Regions from separate parts of the Homo sapiens genome. Here region 2 is linked to region 1. Evidence: read pairs that join two places in POLR2A ChIA-PET (ENCODE). Cell type or tissue: GM12878. All regions are shown on one strand. Region 1 overlaps PLXNC1 (plexin C1). Region 2 overlaps CEP83 (centrosomal protein 83).

Evidence for each region. Peaks named below come from ENCODE experiments on the same cell type or tissue, not always from the same donor. Only the 100,000 strongest peaks of a DNase experiment are listed, where the experiment ranks them.
Region 2: POLR2A ChIA-PET joins it to region 1 with 7 read pairs; 2 of 35 experiments call an interaction of 5 or more read pairs at or near these places.

Annotation. Positions count from the first base shown.
Region 1 is chr12:94,156,709-94,160,708 of GRCh38, forward strand. All of the region lies in intron 1 of PLXNC1 (plexin C1), which reads left to right. Among named protein-coding and RNA genes, the nearest start is that of PLXNC1, 10 kb to the left of the region's middle. In GM12878, no CTCF peak of the experiment used is centred here; a DNase peak (open chromatin) is centred at 1,513; H3K4me3 peaks cover 1,784 bases; H3K27ac peaks cover 1,971 bases.
Region 2 is chr12:94,316,469-94,320,468 of GRCh38, forward strand. The region is part of intron 14 of CEP83 (centrosomal protein 83); the gene reads right to left. Among named protein-coding and RNA genes, the nearest start is that of CEP83, 140 kb to the right of the region's middle. In GM12878, no CTCF peak of the experiment used is centred here; a DNase peak (open chromatin) is centred at 1,893.

The DNA of each region.
Region 1 (4,000 bases):
TTTTTTTTTTTTTTTTTTAAACAGAGTCTCACCCTGTCACCTAGACTGGAGTGCAGTGGCATGATCATAGCTTATTGCGGCCTCAAACTCTTGGGTTCAAGTGATCCTCCCACCTCAGCTTCCCAAGTAGCTGGGACTACAGGCACACACCACCATGCCAGGCTGATTTTTTTTATTTTTATTTTTGGTAAAGATGAGGTCTTGCTATGTTGCCCATGCTGGTCTCAATCTCCTGAGCTAAAGCAGTCCTTCCGAAGTGCTAAGATTATAGGCATAAGCCAGCACACTTGCCTCCCACTGTACATCTTAACAGCCTGTCACCTTCGGCTTTGGCTACTAACTGGCAATGACTTTCTGTATTATTTAGTCCAAGTTGCCAGGAGAGAGATAGAGTTGAGTCCAGTTCATCTTTCCCACCAGATGATGAGCCCGAGTTCAGTGTAGGGATTTGTAACCCTTGGGGCAGGTGCTGGCCCCTGGTCCGACTAGAAGAGGATCAAACATGCAATTGTCCCCAGCAGGTGCTGCAGGTGGATTCCCTTAGAACAGGATGGCGGAAGAGCCACACCAAGACCAACATCTTGATTACAGTAGCATACAGTAGTGTCAAATCTGCCTCCCTTAAAGTTTTTTGATGACCACTCCCTTCCCCAAACATGCATTGGCACACAGATGATGAAGACTGGGAAACCCCAAAGTCGACTTGGGAACAGTGTGTGGCCAGCATGGGTCTAACCTGTTCATCAAAGTGGGGCCATGGAATGGTAGGTTTTCTTATTATGTTTTTTATGAAATGTGCTTATCATTTTTCTTAGTTTTAATTTTCTATCTTGATGAAATGCTAATTTTTACATGATCACAAAAACAAATAGAACTGTGACATTCATTTTTCAGTTTCAGTAGCTGATTTTCATGTTGGTTGGATTGTCTGTTCAATAGCTACACATAGTGCTTTCCTTAGAGAAGTTACTAGGGGGATGTGGCCCTATTTCCATCCCACCACCCTGGTCAATGCTGTTATGCAGGGGTCAGCAAACTCTTTCTGTAAAGGGCCAGATCATCAATATTTTCGGCTTTGCAGGCTGCATACAGTCTCTATCACAACTGCTCAATTCTGCTGCTGTAGTGTGAACACAGCCATGGACAATACATAAATGAGCAGGTAGGGCTGTGTTCCATTAAAATGTTATGGACACCGAAATGTGAATTCCCTGTAATTTTCACTTGTCATGAGTTATTCTTTTTTTGATTCTTTTCAACCATTTTAAAATGCAAAAGCTATTCTTAGCTCATGGGCCGTTTGAAAAACAGGCAACAAGCCAGATTTGGCCCACAGGTGGTGGTTTGTTGACTCCTGCTATTATAGAAAGAATGAGAGTAAAACAAACCTTTCCCATACAGTCTGATGCTCATGGCAAGAGAGACGTGACCAAAAGCTGCCGTGGAAGTCCCAAAAAGAGGCACTACTCTCAGCCTGGGAGGATCTGGGAGGCTTCAGAGAGGTAATGCTTGAGCTGCATCTTGAAGCTGAGTGGAGAAGGCAGAGAAGGGAGTTCTAGAGAGAAGGCACAGCTTGTGCACAAGCAGGAAGTTGAGTAAGCCTGGGAGCCACAAGCAGCTCACCAGGCTGCGGAATGTCCAGAAACGAGTGTGCAGGTCCAGATGGTGAAGGGCTTAATGAGACGGGCAAAGGTGGTTGGATTTTATCCTGATGGTTGGTCCTCTAGACTTTCCAAACCTTGCCTTTAAAATAAATTATCAATCGGAAGCTCCCTATGAGAAAAAGGTTAGAAAATTATCATTAGGCAGGGAGCAGATGGCGCATGCCCATAATCCCAGCACCTTGGGTGGCCAAGACGGGTGGATCACTTGAGCCCAGGAGTTTTAAGACTAGCCTGGGCAACGTAGCAAGACCCCATCTCTACAAAAATAAAAATAAAAATCTTAGCCAGGTGTAGTGGCACATATTTGTAGTCCAACTGCTTGGGAGTCTGAGACAGGGAGATCGCTTGAGCCCGGGAGTTAAAATCCAGCCTGAACAACGTAACACGACCCTGTCTCTTGAGAAAAATTATCATTGACTTGGTTCTTTTTGTAAGACCAATTACCAAGCGCTGGGAACATGGGAGGAAGCAGGGGTTGGGAGTTTCCGGAGCCCTACAACTTGCCACACCCCATCCGGGCCTGTCCCTGAGGCATCTCCAAGGAACTTCTAGAGCAGGGTGTGAAAACCATGGCTAAGGTTGATGGAGTAAAACAGCGGGATTATAAACAGACACAATCTGAATGTGTTCTAGAAAGATTACTCAGAAGATAAAGTGGCTGCAATAAGGTTGGAGGCAAAGCACCTTATTAGAAGGACTATCATTTGTTCGAATACTTTCTTGAGCTCCTATTATGTGCCAAGCAATGTGTGGAGACATTTATATCATGGTAAATAGGGTAGACAATAAACATTTGGCAAATTAATAGTTACTTTTACATTAAGATGATAGCTAAAATTTACAGCTCACCTACTGTATATCATTATTCTAAGCACTTTACCAATATTAACTCATCTAATCCTCACTGCAACTTTACAAAATGGGCTGTATTATTACTACCATTTTAAAGATGAAGAAACGGAGGCACTTCACTAAACAGGTAATGTAGCAGAGGCATTTGGGGGTTGCAGGTGTTGGGGTAAGTTCTCTTTAAGGAGGCCGAATTGACACCAGGAAGATAAGAAAGGCCGGTTGCAGGTTTCCCTTGCAGATCTGGGAAGAGCAGTGCTGGCAGACTGGAGGGCATGTGCAAGAACTCAAAGATGGAACATCCTGGTCTTGGTGGTTGTGGAGAGCAAAATGCTAGTGTGGTTGAGGCTAGGGAGGTAGAGGAGAGAGTATGAGGGGAGGAGGCTGGAGAAGGAAGCAGCAGGCCCAGCCTGCAGGCCTCCTTGGCAATGGGAAGGAGATTAGATTTTCTTCTCCGAGCACAGGAGAGCCTTTGAAGGGAAGTGAAATGATTGGATTTGAATTCCTAAATAACGGCTGCCCTGTGGGGAATGGATGAGAGATTGGCCACAGCGGAAGAAGGAAAACCTGCAGGAGGCTCTTGCAGTAGTCCAGACAAGAAATAATGTCACCTTGGCCACGAGCAGTGGTGACAAATATGGAGAGAAACAGATGGATTTTGTTTATTGCAATCATTCAACTGAGGGACGTTGAAGAGCTGAACTGAGGTTGCAGCAATGAGGATGGAGAGGAGGGGTGAAGTGAAATAGGTTTTTAAGACGTGGAGGACCAATTAGAGGATGAGTTTAATTTTTGTTGATTTTTAGATGCCTTGGGACATACAGGAAGACAGGAAGAGTTGCTAAGTAGGGAGTTGGCAATGAAGTTAGGAGTTGGGGATCCACTCTATAAACCTTAGAGTGTGCCAGGCCCTGTGTCAGGCCCCACACATCCCTGTTTGGGCTATATGTGCACTGAGGGGAGTAGCCAGGTCTGGCTCATCTTTCTTTCCCAGGCATCTATCAGGTTGGCTAACACATGGTGAGTGAGCCCTCAGTAAGTGTTTCTAGAACTGGAAAAAAGGTACTCTTCATCTGGTGGAGAAGATAGTGATTATAGCATGGTGAGATGAGTGCGTCCAAGAGGAGTTGACACTGGGGCTCTGTTTTGAGGAAAAGTAAAAGCTGGGCAGCAACAGGGAAGTGTATTTCCTTTTGACTCCCTTCCCAATTAGCCAGGATTCCTTGTCATCCCCTGTCTCCCCGCAACCTGACTGAGGAAGCGTGTTACCTAACACACCAGCTGTTCCTGATCATCGCCCCTTGGTCTTCTCCTGAGGCTCCTTTCTCTATCATTGACCCCTTTTAAAAATTGGATTCCGAGTGCAAAGCCTTGCTTCTCTGAGGCAATAGAGGGGGGAATAGCCTAGAGCAGCTGGTGGCTGTAGGTGTAACCTAGTGTCAGCCCCCGCACTTAGCAATATGTTTCTTCATAACCCTGCAGAGCTC
Region 2 (4,000 bases), 160 kb after region 1:
CTCAGAGGTACATGTGCAGGTTTGTTTTATAGGTAAATAGATTATTTCATCACCCAGGTACTAAGCCTAGTACCCAAGTTATTTTTTCTGATCCTCTCCTTCCTCCCATGCTCCAGTCTCAAGTAGGCCCCAGTATCTGTTGCTCCCCTTTGTGTCCATGTGTTCTCATCATTTAGCTCCCACTTATGACAATGAAAACATGCAGTATTCGGTTTTCCTTTTTTGTGTTAGTTTGCTAAGGATAATGGCCTCTTGCTCCATCCATGTACCTGGCAAAGGACATTATCTCATTCTTTTTTATGGCTATATAGTATTCCATGGTGTATATATACCGCATTTTCTTTATCCAATCTTCCATTGATGGGCATTTAGGTTGATTCCATGTCTTTGCTATTGTGAATAGTGTTGCAATGAACATATGCATGTGTCTTTATGGCAGAAAGATTTATATTCCTTTGAGTATATTTACCCAGTAATGGGATTGCTGGGTCCAATGGTAGTTGTTTCTAGCTCTTTGAGGAATTACCACACTGCTTTCCACAATGGTTGAACTAATTTACACTCCCACCAACAGTGTATCAAAGTATTCCCTTTTCTCCACAACCTCGCCAGAATCTGCTATTTTTTTATTTTTTAATAGCCATTCTGACTGGTGTAAGATGGTATCTCATTGTGGTTTTGATTTGCATTTCTCTAATGATCAGTGACATTGAGCTTTATTTCATATGCTTGTTGGTCACATGTATGTCTTTTGAAAATGATCTGTTCATTTCCTTTGCCCACTTTTGATGGGGTTGTTTTTATCCTGTAAATTTAAGTTCTTTATAGATGCTAGATAGACCTTTGTCAGATGCAGATGCATAGCTTCTAAATATCTTCTCCCATTCTGTAGGTTATCTGTCTACTCTGTTGACAGTTTCTTTTGCTGTGCAGAAGCTCTTAAGTTTAATTAGAACCCATTTATCAACTTTTGCTTTTGTCGTGATTGCTTTTGGCATCTTCATCATGAAATCTTTGCCAGTTCCTATGTCCTGAATGGTATTGCCTAGGTTGTCCTCCAGTGTTTTTATAGTTTTGGATTTTACATTTAAGTCTTTAATCCTTCTTGAGTTGACTTTTGCATATGGTGTAAGGAAGAGGTCTAGTTTCAATCTTCTGCATATGGCTAGCTGTTTATCCCAGCACCATTTAATGAATGGGGTGTCCTTTTTCCCATTGCTTGTTTTTGTCAGCTTTGTTGAAGATCAGATGATTGTAGCTGTGAGGCCTTAATTCTGGTTACTCTATTCTGTTCCATTGATTTATGTGTTTGTTTTTGTATCAATATCATGCTGTTTTGGTTATTGTTGCTCTATAGTATAGTTTTAAGTCAGGTAGCATGATGACTCCACGTTTTTTGTTGTTGTTGTTTGGCATAGGATTGCTGTGGCTATTTGGACTCTTTTTTGGTTCCACATGAATTTTAAAAGTTTTTTTCTAGTTCCATGAAGAATGCCATTGGTAGTGTGATAGAAATAGCACTGAATCAATAAATTGCTTTTGACAGTATGGCCATTTTAATGATATTGATTCTTCCTATCCATGAGCATGGAAAGTTTTGCCATTTATTTGTATCATCTCTGATTTGTCTAAGCAGTGTTTTATAATTATCATTGTAGAGATCATTCACCCACATTTAGCTGTATTCCTAGGTATTTTATTTTGTGCAATTGTGAATGGGATTGCATTCCTGATTTGGCTCTCAGCTTGGCTGTTGGTGTACAGGAATGCTAGTGATTTTTGTACATTGAGTTTGTATCTTGAAACTTTGCTAAAGTTATCAGCTGAAGGAGCTTTTTGGATTGAGACTATGGGGGTTTCCTAAACATAAAACCATGTCGACTGCAAACATGAATAGTTTCACTTCCTCTCCTCCTACTTGGATGCCCTTTATTTCTTTCTTTCTCTTGCCTAACTACTCTGGCCAGGACTTTTAATACTATGTTGAATGGGAGTGGTGAGAGAGGGTATAATTGTCTTGTGCTGGTTTTCAAAGAGAATGCTTCCATATTTTGCCCATTCAGTATGATGTTAGCTGTGGGTTTGTCACAGATGGCTCTCACATTTTGTAGTATGTTCCTTCAATACTTAGTTTATTGAGTTTTTAATAGAAAGGGATGGTGAATTTTATCAAAAGCCTTTTCTACATCTATTGAGATAACCATGTGGTTTTTGTCTTTAGTCCTGTTTATGTGATGAATCACATTTATTGATTTGCACATGTTGAATCAACCTTGCATCCCAAAGATAAAACCTACATAATCATGGTAGATTAGGTTTTTGATGTGCTACTGGATTCGGTTTGTAAGCATTTTGTTAAGGATTTCTGCATCAATATTCGTCAAAGATATTGGCCTAAAGTTTTCATTGTTGTGTCTCTGCCAGGTTTTGTTATCAGGACAATGCTGGCTTCACAGAATGATTTGGGAAGGATTTCCTGCTCCTCTATTTTTTGTTAACAGTTTCAGGAGAAGCAGTACCAGCTCTTCTTTGAACATTTGGTAGCATGTGGCTGTGAATCCATCTGGCCCTGGGCTTTTTTTGGTTGGCAGGTATTTACTACTGCCTCAATTTCAGAACTCATTATTGGTCTGTACAGGAAATCAACTTCTTCCTGGTTCTATCTTGGGAAGGTGTATGTGTCCAGAAATTTATCTGTCTCTTCTAGCTTTGTTAGTTTGTATGCAGAAAGGTGTTTATAGTTGTCTGTGACGGTTGTTTGTATTTCTGTGGGGTCAGTGGTAACATCCCCTCTGTCATTTCTAATTGTGTTTATTTGGATCTTCTCATTTTTCTTCATTAGGCTAACTAGTGGCCTAACAATTTTTTCAAAAACGCAACTCCCGTATTAGTTAATCTTTTGAATGGCTGTTCATGTTTTGATCTCCTTCTGTTCAGCTCTAATGCTAGCTTTGGGTTGGTTTTCTCTTGGTCCTCTCATTGTTTTAGTTGTGCTGCTAGGTTGCTGATATCTTTTTTAACTGTTTGATGTGGGCATTTGGTGCTATAAATTTCCCTCATAACATTGCCTTAGCTGTGTCCCAGAGATTCTGGTATGTTGTATCTTTTTTCTCTTAGTTTCAAATAACTTCTCGATTTCTGCCTTAATTTCATTCTTTACTCAAAAGTCATTCAGGAGCAGGTTAACTTCCATGTAAATGGTTTTGAGCAATTATATTTTTAGTCTTGATTTCAATTTTTATTGTGCTGTGTGTTTGGTATTTCAGTTCTTTTGCATTTGCTGAGGATTGTTTTATGTCTGATTGTGTGGTCAATTTCAGAGTATGTGCCATGCAGCAATGAGAAGAATGTATATTCCTGTTGTTTTTGGATGTAGAGTTCTGTAGAGGTCTATCAGATCTATCTGGTCCAATGTTAAGTTCACGTCCTGAATATCTTTGTTAACTTTCTTCCTCAAGGATTTAATACTGTCAGTGGAATGTGGAAGTCTCCCACTGTTATTGTGTGGGAGTATAAATCTCTTTGTAGGTCTCTAAGAACTTGCTTTATGAATCCGGGTGCTCCTATGTTGGGTGCATATATATTTAGGATAGTTACGTCTTCTTATTGAATTGAACCCTTTACCATTATGTAAACCCGTGTCTTTTTTGATTTTTGTTGGTTTAAAATGTTTTGTCTGAAACTAGGATTGCAACCCTGGCATTTTTCTGATTTCCATTTGCTTGGCAGATGTTCCTCCATCCATTTATTTTGAGCCTATGGGTGTCATTGCATATAAGATGGGTCTCTTGAAGACAGCATATCACTGGGTCTTGCTTTTTTATCCAGCTTGCCACTCTGTGCCTTTTAAATGGGGGCACTTAGCCCATTTATATTCAAGGTCAGTATTAATATGTGTGGATTTGATCCTGTCATTGTGTTGTTAGCTGGTTATTAGGCTGGCTTGTGTGGTTGCTTTATAGTGTGGCTCATCTGTGTACTTAAGTGTGTTTCTGTATTG